2 separate regions of the Homo sapiens genome follow, and region 1 is linked to region 2. Evidence: read pairs that join two places in POLR2A ChIA-PET (ENCODE). Cell type or tissue: B cell. All regions are shown on one strand. Links, peaks and the distances in the headings refer to the core of each region. The heading gives the core; the rest is flanking DNA. Region 1 overlaps MFSD2A (MFSD2 lysolipid transporter A, lysophospholipid). Region 2 has its middle 30 kb from the start of CAP1.

The links. Peaks named below come from ENCODE experiments on the same cell type or tissue, not always from the same donor. Only the 100,000 strongest peaks of a DNase experiment are listed, where the experiment ranks them.
Region 1: POLR2A ChIA-PET joins it to region 2 with 10 read pairs; 6 of 35 experiments call an interaction of 5 or more read pairs at or near these places.

What each region holds. Positions count from the first base shown.
Region 1 is chr1:39,957,645-39,963,021 of GRCh38, reverse strand. It overlaps MFSD2A (MFSD2 lysolipid transporter A, lysophospholipid), which reads right to left. Exons shown (of 14, transcript NM_032793.5): 3 at 4,197-4,321. It also overlaps the pseudogene RPS2P12. Among named protein-coding and RNA genes, the nearest start is that of MFSD2A, 5.2 kb to the right of the region's middle. RefSeq lists an enhancer at 2,246-2,355. In B cell, for the core only: no CTCF peak of the experiment used is centred there; a DNase peak (open chromatin) is centred at 2,191; H3K4me3 peaks cover 479 bases; H3K27ac peaks cover 2,101 bases.
Region 2 is chr1:40,007,913-40,013,289 of GRCh38, reverse strand. No RefSeq gene overlaps it. Among named protein-coding and RNA genes, the nearest start is that of CAP1, 30 kb to the left of the region's middle. In B cell, for the core only: no CTCF peak of the experiment used is centred there; no DNase peak of the experiment used is centred there.

The DNA of each region.
Region 1 (5,377 bases), core at 154-5,153, 50 kb after region 2:
TGGCCAGGATGATGGCCCCACGGATGGCGGTGGCCACCTCCTTGGAGCACTTAACACCCAGACCGACATGGCCATTGTAGTCTCCGATAGCAACAAACGCCTTGAACCTGGTGCGCTGGCCGGCACGGGTCTGCTTCTGCACTGGCATAATCTTCAAAACCTCATCCTTGAGAGAGGCCCCCAGGAAAAAGTCAATGATCTCAGATCCCTTAATGGGCAGAGAGAAGAGATAGATCTCCTGCAGGGACTTGATCTTCATGTCCTTCACCAAGCGGCCCAGCTTGGTGACAGGCATCCACTCCTTATCCTCGGCCTTGCCTCAGCAAGCTCCGCAGCTTCGGCCCGGGCCCCGTCCACGGCCATGACCCCGGCCCCGGATGCCACTGCCGAAACCTCCGCGGAAGGCACCAGAGTTCCCCATCCCAGGGCCACCAGGGCCTCCAGGCCCCCCCGCTGCACCAGTGTCATCCGCCATTTGGTGTTTTCTCGGAGAAGAAGCTCGTAAACATTTTTTAAAGGTTATGGTAAATTTTATGTTACATATACTTTACCGTAGTTTTACAAAAGGGTTATATAACATGTTGGGAGATGAGTGCTGTGAAGAAAAGAAATAAAGCTGGCTCCAGAAGGTTAGAATAAGGGTGCAATTCACAAATGGGTGGACAGGGTAGGCCTTACTGAGAAGGTGGCATCCATGCCAAAGGCCTGAATGAGAGGAGGGAGTTGGCCTTTTAGACATCTGAGGCAAGAGTGGACCGGGCAAAGGGAATAGTCAGTGCAAAGGTCTTCAGATAGGTGCGTATCAGGCCTAAGGAAGGGCAAGGCCAGGAGGGCTCGAGTAAAGAGAACGGGGAGATAGAATTAGGAGATGAGGCGGGAGTGGAAATGGAACTTCTGAAAGGCCACTGGAGGTGCCTTGGCTCTAGTTCACAGGATTGAAGTAACTTTGAGACTTGGTTGATACTAAAATGTCAAACAGTGTTTGGGACACTAAGTGCTATAATGATCACATCAGGGAAGCTCAGCAGGAGAGTTGGCATGCGTAACTAATGCAGGCCACACCAGGGGAGCTGTAGAAAGCCCTGGGCTGGGAAGGAGACCTCAGGTCCAGCTGTTGCAGCCTCCCCATGGGACCCTGCTTGACATCTGGTCTCTCACACACTGGCCTTGAGAACTCCAGGCAAAGTGACTATCAAAGTCTTTCTGGTTTGGCCAGGAATGGTGGCTCACGCCTGTAATCCCAGCACTTTGGGAGGCCGAGGCAGGAGTATTGCTTGAGGCTGGGAGTTTAAGAACAGCCTGGGCAACATAACAAGACCCCATCTCTATATATGTGTTTTTTTGTTTTTTGTTTTTAATCAGAAAAAAGGAAAAGGGCCAGGTGCAGTGGCTCACGCCTGTAATCCCAGCACTTTGGGAGGCCGAGGCGGGCAGATCACAAGGTCAGGAGATCGAGACCATCTTGGCTAACACGGTGAAACCTCGTCTCTACTAAAAATACAAAAATTAGCTGGGAATGGTGGCGGGCGCCTGTAGTCCCAGCTACTCAGGAGGCTGAGGCAGGAGAATGGCGTGAACCCAGGAGGTGGAGCTTGCTGTGAACTGAGATCACGCCAGTGCACTCCAGTCTGGGCGACAGAGCGAGACTCTGTCTCAAACAAACAAACAAAAAAAGCGGGGGGGGGGGGGGGGGGGCGGGGGCGGGAAGAAAAGTCTTCCTGGTTTCAAGAAGAGGATTTAAATGTAGGCTTAAAGCAGGGGTTGCCCTGAGGCCCAGGAGGAGAGAGAGCTACAGGGTTCACAAACCCTGACAGACCCAGTTTCTTCCTACACTGAAAGGAAAGGGGGTTCCAGGTCTCCAGGCCTGGCCTGAGGAGGGGTCAGGTGGTATGGATGGAGAGGTCTGGCCAGGCATGGTGATGTTCATGCCTTTAATCCCAGCACTTAGGGAGGCAGAGGCAGGAGAATAGCTCCAGCCCAGGAGTTTGAGACCAGCCTGAGCAACATAGCCAGACCCCATTCACCACAAAAAGGAAAAAAAGTTTGGACAGGGAGGTCATATGCACACCAGCCTTCAGCCCACGAGCCATCCCGCGTGCAGGCATACACAGGCACCACCAGCCACAGAAGCATGTGCACACAGGCACCTGCTAGATCAGAAACCAGCCTGAAGGGCCCCCAGCAACTTCCCCAAACTGGCTGCCACGCCTGCCCAGGAAGTTGCTCAGTTCCTACATGCCACAGGGAAGGCCTGCCCACCTCCACCTCTCTTGACTCTGTCTCCTCAGGGAACAAGAGCTCCTCATCAGCCTTTGTCAAACACTCCATCCTCTGCTCATAAGCAGCTGAGCAGCTGCTGCTGAGGAACCCAGTGTAACTGGGAGTAACCCGGCCTGCAGCCACCATCCCTGGGAGCGGCTGCCTCCCATTGGCTGGGCCTCATGAGGCGACGTGGCAGCAGAGCCTCCCCTTCTACTGGCTGCCAGGGAGGCGGGCACAGGGCCAAGTCTCACGGGCTGGCGCCGGGGGAGCCCTGAGCAGCCTGCACAGGTAAGGCAGGCTGTCCTGCCCCCGGCCCTGAAGACTGGATCAAAGGCTCCAACCTGGGCCTTAGCCAGGGGCTGGCAGGATTGGGGTGGGTGGGGGGCCTCGTGGGAAAGGAAGCTGTAGTGGGGGAAGGGGTTGCGGGAAGAGCTTTGAAGGCCGGAGGCCAGGTATGGGCGCCCCTGGGGCAGGAAGGCGCCCACTTAAGCCTGGATGGGCTGGAGATGAAAGGGGTATGCCCCCCCACACCCTGAAGCAGGATGTCCTGGAGGGAACCAGAGCCCCCGCCTGACAGCCTATCCTGTGCGTCTCCCCTGCCGTCTGATCCGATCCGTGGCACCACCTCCGCCTACTTTGCCCCTGAAGCTGAGTAGCACAGGCTTTGTACCAAGGGAGAAGGTAATTTACGTCATCCAAGGTGCCAAAGGTTATGGGTTTGCTACCCCATTCCGGGTATTACCCCATCCCCTGCTCTGCCAGGAGCCACCCTGAAGGGGTGCCAAATTATTTATCACTGTGCTGTTGGAGGGTCCCACATGGAGGTAGAGATGCAGCAGGCTGGGCCTGAAGTCTAATTCCCAGCCCAGGATTCTGCAGTTCCCCTGGTGTGGCCTGTACTAGGGACCACATGCCAGCTCTCCTGCTGAGCTTCCCTGAAGTGGTCATCATAGCACTTAGTGTCCCAGACACTGCTTGGTATTTTAGTATCAACTTATTTAAGTCTCAAAATTACATCAACCTTATGAAGTAGAATTAAGTCAGGCACTGTTCTAAGAACGTCAAAAAAAAAAATTAATCCACCACAACTCTGTGAGTGTGAGATAGGTATAACTATTATCCCCATTTTAGATGAAGAAACTTGAGACTCAGAGATGTGAAGTGACTCAGCTCTAAGTAGGGAAATTGGGATTTCAACCCAGACAGGGGCCGGGCATGGTGGCTCACACCTGTAATCCTAACACTTTGGGAGGCTGAGGCGGGAGGACACCTTGAGCCCAGGAGTTCAAGGCCAGCCTAGGCAATATAGTGAGACGCTGTCTCTACAAATAATAATTTTAAAAGATTAGCCAGGTGTGGTGGCACGTGCCTGTAGTCGCAGCTACTCGAGAGGCTGAGGTGGGAAGATCACTTGAGCCCAGGAGTTCTAGGCTGCAGTGAGTTATGATCACACCACTGCACTCCAGCCTGGGTGACAGAGCGAGACCCTGTCTCTAAAAAAAAAAAAAAGAAAGAAAGATAGAAAGAAAGAAAGAGAAAGAAAGATAAAAATAATAAAATAAGCCCAGGCAGGCTGGCTCCAGAGTACAACTGCTTAACCACTCTTAAGTACTACCTCGGCCACTGCAGGAAGTGATAGAGTGGGAGAATTCAGAATTCCAGCTTCACCAAGGGGAATGAGTGGACCCTGGGGAGGAATGAGGCCTGAGCTGCCCAGCCTAGCACTTTGGCTGTCCTGGAAATGAACTGGCTGAGCATGCCAGTGCCCGTGCTCAGGGTAGCTGATGCCTCGGATGGGGTTTCAACACCCTTGGGCTTTTAACTCCTTCCTTCTCCTCACCCTTCTGCCTGTGACAAGACAGAGAGAAGGACCAAGGAGCAGATATGCTGGAAGTCCTGCCTTGTGCCACCTCGAAGGGGCATATTCTACTCACCAGGGCATAAGGCGACCCAGGCAGGTCCAGGGGGATTTGCTGATGCAGAGGCCCACCAGGGGGTCTGTGATGGCATCCCAGGCTCGGCCCACAAACAGGATGATGGAGGCAGAGAAAGGGCCCACCTGGAATGAGGAGAAGCAAAAGACAACTTCCTCATCCTTCTACTCGCCTCAACTCTCACTGGTAGGCAGAAGCAGAGGCTCCCTCCCTATCTCAGCCAGGATCTTGTGACCCTGAGCTGCTCCCACATGGACCTTACACATCTTCACTTGCCTTGTTAATAATGACAATAGCATTTCTCCAATAACAGTAGCACTGGGTGCCTCCTTAGAAGCTTTCCCAGCTCTGTCTCCTTAATTGCTTCCCTCCACTGCCCTTGAAAACATTCCCATCAATTCAAATGAATCCACAAACATTTCCTTCCCTCCCTCTCTCAGCCCTGAGCTCCTGACCACCTGATATCAGAATGAGCATTCACGGGGTGAACACAGTGTGCTTCAGTGTTCCCATCTGTATAATGGGAGTTATGAGCTCTACCTTACAGGTTCAAGCTCTATCTTGGATGTGGAAAAAGGAGCCTATAGATGCTTTTTAAAAAGGGACTTGTCACTACCCACTCAAGTTATCCCCCTCCCCGCCCCAAAACCCCCCAGGCCCTAAATACAGACTCTCCAGACTCCTCCTTATCCATCAAAGCCCTGCTATTGCTATTTCTCTGGGGAGTGGGTATTCTTCCCCATACCATAGTCTCCCTAGTCTAACCCCCCAACCCCAGCTCTAACACCCACTACAACAGGTTTACACTTTGACTGCAGGTTCCTCATATTTACACCCCACCCAAGGCCCAGCCCATGGGAGTTACTCAAAAATTAGCTGCTGAAGTTTTTTGTTCCTTCTGGAGTTCAGTGTTCCCCCTCTGTAAATGGATACAACTAAGATGCGATGCTTGCCAAGTTAGATGCTACACAGAGAAGACAGCTGGTGCAGGAGCCCCGGTAGTCATGGCTATTCTGCCTCCCACTCTCCCATCCAGACAGGGTGAATTCTCAGGATGCCAGGCTTCTGGCCAAGGCTTCTCAATGCACAGAATAGTCCTGTTTCACCCTAAGTACCCCTCCCAGTCAAAGACCCTGTGTACTGGGGCATTCTAACTTAGCCTGGCACCTAAGTGCCCTTCT
Region 2 (5,377 bases), core at 166-5,165:
CTACTTTCTGTCTCTATGAGTTAGCCTACTCTGTACATTTCATACAAGTGGAATCATTAAAAGGTGGCCTTTCATGTTTGGCTTCTTTCACTAAGCATAATGTCTTCAAGGTTCGTCCATGGTGCAGCATATATCAGTACTCTCTTTTTGGCTGTATAATATTTTATTTGTGAATATACCACATTTTGTTTATCCATTTATCAGTTGATAGACATTTGGGTTGTTTTATGAATAATGCTGCTATGAACTTTTTTTAACGTAATTTTTAATTTTCTTTGAGACAGAGTCTTGCTTTGCTGCCCAGGCTGGAGTGCAGTGGTGCAATCTTGGCTCACTGTAACCTCCACCTCCCAGGCTCATGTGATTCTCATGCCTCAGCCTCCTGAGTAACTGAGATTAAAGGCTTGCACCAGCACGCCTGGCTAATTTTTGTAGTTTTAGTAGAGACAGGGTTTCGCCATGTTGGCCAGGCTGGTTTGAACTCCTGGGCCTATGTTATCTGCATACCTCTGCCTCCTAAAGTGCTAGAATTACAGGGGTGAGCCACTGCACCCAACCTGCTATGAACATTCTTTTTTTTTTTTTTTTTTTTTGAGATGGAATCTCGCTGTTGCCCAGGCTGCAGTGCAGTGGCACAATCTTGGCTCACTGCAACCTCCCTCTCCCAGGTTCCAGCAATTCTCCTGCCTCAGTCTCCCAAGTAGCTGGGATTACAGGCACATACCACCATACCTGGCTAATTTTTGAATTTTTAGTAGAGACGGGGTTTCACCATGTTGGCCGGGCTTGTCTTGAACTCCTGACCTCAGGTGATCCGCCCTCCTCGGCCTGTCAAAGTGCTGGGATTACAGGCGTGAGCCACTACACGGGACCTGAACATTCTTAACAAGACTTTTTTTTTTTTTTTTTAAATGATCGTAGGCCAGGCGCGGTGGCTCAGGCCTGTAATCCCAGCACTTTGGGAGGCCAAGGCGGGTGGATGACGAGGCCAGGAGATCGAGACCATCCTGACTAACACAGTGAAACCTCGTCTCTACTAAAAATGCAAAAAATGAGTCGGGCGTGGTGGCGGGCGCCTGTAGTCCCAGCTACTCGAGAGGCTGAGGCTGGAGAATGGCGTGAACTTGGGAGGCGGAGCTTGCAGTGAGCCGAGATCTCGCCACTGCACTCCAGCCTGGGCGACAGAGCCAGACTCCATCTCAAATAAAATTTAAAAAAAAAAAGATCGTTTGCTTTTTATTGATACAAAATATTTTATGTATTTATGGGGTACATGTATTTGTTACATAAATAGAACATGTTTTGATTAGCCGGGCGTGGTGGCACGCGCCTGTAGTCCCAGCTACTGGGGAGGCTGAGGCAGGAGAATCGCTTGCAACCGGGAGGTGGAGGTTGCAATGAACCAAGATCGTGACACTGCATTCCAGCCTGGGCGACAGAGCAAGACTCCATCTCAAAAAAAAAAAAAAAAAAAAAAAAAGAACATGTAATGATCAAGGCAAGGTATTGGAGGCATGTATCACTTTGACTTTTATCATTTATCATTTCTATGTGTTGATAACATTTCAAGTCCTCTCTTCTAACTACTTTGAGATACACTATACAGTGTTGCTAACTACAGTCACCCTACTCTGCTATTAAATATTGGGACTTATTTGTTCTATCTAACTGTGTGTTTGTACCCACTAATCAATATCTCTTTATTCCCCCTTCCCACCCACATACTCCTCCCAGCCTCTAGTATCTATCATTCTATTCTCTATCTCTATGAGACCAATTTTTTAGCTCCCACATATGAGCGAGAGCATGTGGCATCTATCTTTCCATGCCTGGTCTCTTTCATTTAACATAATAACCTCCAGTTCCACCCATGTTCCTGCAAATGACACAATTTTATTCTTTTTTATGGCCGTATAGTATTCCATTTTGTATATATGCCATTTTTTTTATCCGTTAGTCCATTGATGGACACCTAGGTTGATTCTGTATCTTGGCTATTGTGAGTAGTCCTGCAATAAGTATGCAAGTGCAGGTATCCCTTTGATATACTGATTTCTTTTCCTTTGGATAAATACCCAGTAGTGTGATTGCTGGATTATATGGTAGTTATATTTTTAGCTTTTTGAGAAATTTCCATACTGTTTTCATTAACTGTGGTACTAATTTACATTCCCACCAACGGTGTATAAGAGATCCCTTTTCTCTTTATTTTGGCCAGCATCTGTTGCTTTTATCTTTTTATAGTAGTCATTATGGGTCAGACGAGGTGGATAATGTCTATAATCCCAGCATATTTGGAGGCTGAGGTGAGAGAATCACCTGAGCCCAGGATTTTGAGACCAGCCTGGGTGACACAGTGCCACTCCATCTCTTTTCTTGTTGTTGTTTTGAGACAGAGTCTCACTCTGTCATCCAGCCTGGTGTGCAATGGTGTGATCTCAATTTACTGCAACTTCCGTCTCTCAGGTTCAAGCAATTCTCCTGCCTTGGCCTCCCAAGTAGCTGGGATTACAGGTACGTGCCACAACACTCGGCTAATTTTTTGTATTTTCAGTAGAGATGGGGTTTCACCATGTTGGCCAGGCTGGTCTTGAACACCTGACCTCAGGTGATCTGCCCACTTCGGCCTCCCAAAGTGCTGGGATTACAGGAGTGAACCACCACACCCAGCCAAGACTCCATCTCTACAAAAACATTAAAAATTAGCCAGGTGTGGTGACTCATACCTGTAGTCTCAGCTATTTGGGAGGCTAAGGTGGGAGAATCACTTGAGCTAGGGAGGTCAAGGCTGCTGTGAGCCATGATTGTGCCACTGCACTTCAGCCTGGGTGACAGAGCGAGACCCTATCTCAAAAAATAAAATAAAATAAAAAAGCCGGGCACGGTGGCTCACGCCTGTAATCCCAGCATGTTGGGAGGCCGAGGCAGGCGGATCACGAGGTCAGGTGGATCATGAGGTCAGGAGTTCAAGACCAGCATGACCAACATGGTGAAACCCCATCTCTACTAAAAAATACAAAAAATTAGCCAGGTGTGGTGGCACACGCCTGTAATCCCAGCTACTCAGGAGGCTGAGGCAAGACAATTGCCCAGGAGGTGGAGACTGCAGTGAGCCGAGATTGCACCTTTGCACTCCAGCCTGGGAGACAGAGGGAGACTCTGTTTCAAAAAAAACCTTTTTTTTTGTAATTAAAAAAAAAATAATAGCCATTCTCAGGCATGGTGGCTCACATCTGTAATCCCAGTGCTTTGGGAGGTTGAGGCAGGAGGATCGCTTGAGGCCAAAAGTTGAAGAGAAGCTGGGCAACATAGTAAGATCCCATCTCTACAAAAATTTTAAAAATATTGGTTACATAAAGAAGTGGAAATTAATTGATTGGGCATTTGTTGAGGGAAGGATAGACAGATGAATAAAAGATATGGGACAGGAAAGAACTGACTTTTGCTGTATTTTATGTTTTCTTTAACATATAATCCATTAATATCCTGTTATTGAAGCAAGGTAATTATTACACCACCAGCACCACACACACATACATAAACACACGAGCGTTAAAGTCATTAGGGAAATGCAAATTAAAACCACAATGAAATGTCACCCCACACCCACTAGGATGGCTACAATTTAAAAAAAAAAAAACAGACAATAACAAGTGTTGGAGAGATTGTGGAGAAATTGAAACCCCCATACGTTGATGGTAGGGATGTAAAATGGTGCAGCCACTGTGGAAAATAGTTTGGTACTTCCTCAAAAAGTTAAACATAGAATTTCCATAAGGCCCATATGATCCAGTCATTCTTTATTATTATTTTATTATTCTTATTTTTTTGAGACAGAGTTTCCCTCTGTCACCCAGGCTGGAGTGCAGTGGTGCAGTCTTGGCTCACTGCAACCTCTGCCACCCAGAGGTTCAAGCAATTTTCATGCCTCAGCCCCCCACGTAGCCAGGATTTCAGGCAAGCACCACCATGCCCAGCTAATTTTAGTATTTTTAGTAGAGATGGGGTTTTGCCATGTTGGCCAGGCTGGTCTCGAATGCTTGAGCTCAAGTGATCCGCCCACCTCGGCCCCCCAAAGGGTGGGATTACAGACATGAGCCACTGCCCCGGCCGTGACCCAGTCATTTTACTCCCAGGTGTATACTCAAGAAAATTGAAAACAAATGTTCATACAAAAGCTTATATACCATATTTGCAAACTATTCATCCAACAAGGGATTAATATCCAGAATATACGAGGAACTCAAACAACTCAACCATAAAAAATAAATAATCCCATTAAAAAGTGGGCTAAGGATATAAATAGTTATTTCAAAAGAAGACATACAAATGACCAACAGGTATATGAAATAAATGCTCAGCATCACTAAACATCAAGGAAATGCAAATCAAAACCACAATGAGATATCATTGTATCCAAAAAGGAATGATTGTCATCATGATTATGATTATTATTGTTATTCTAAGAGACAGGCTCTTGCTCCATTGCCCAGGCTAGAATACAATGGCATGACCATAGCTCACTGTAGTTCAAGCAATCCTCCCACCTCAGCCGCCGCAGTAGTTAGGACTACAGGCATGCACCACCACACCTGGCCAATATTTTAAAATTTTTTTCTAGAGATGGGATCTTGCTATGTTGCCCAGCTGCTCTCCAACTTTTGGCCTCAAGCAATCCTCCTGCTTCGGACCCCCAAAGCATGGGATTGCAGATGTGAGCCACCATGCCTGAGAATGGCTATTACTTTTTATTTTATTTTATTTTTTGAGATAGGGTCTCGCTCTGTCACCCAGGCTGAAGTGCAGTGGCACAATCATAGCTCAAAGCATGGGATTGCAGATGTGAGCCACCATGCCTGAGAATGGCTATTACTTTTTATTTTATTTTATTTTTTGAGATAGGGTCTCGCTCTGTCACCCAGGCTGAAGTGCAGTGGCACAATCATAGCTCACAGCAGCCTTGACCTCCCTGGCTCAAGTGATTCTCCCACCTTAGCCTCCCAAGTAGCTAGGACTACAGGCATGAGCCACCACACCTGGCTAATTTTTTTTATTATTATTATACTTTAAGTTCTAGGGTACATGTGCACAATGTGCAGGTTTGTTACATATGTATACATGTGCCATGTTGGTGTGCTGCACCCATTAACTCGTCATTTACATTAGGTATATCTCCTAATGCTATCCCTCCCCCCTCACCCCACCCCACGACAGGCCCCAGTGTGTGATGTTCCCCTTCCTGTGTCCAGGTGTTCTCATTGTTCAATTCCCACCTATGAGTGAGAACATGAGGTGTTTGGATTTTTGTCCTTGTGATAGTTTGCTGAGAATGATGGTTTCCAGCTTCATCCATATCCCTACAAAGGACATGAACTCA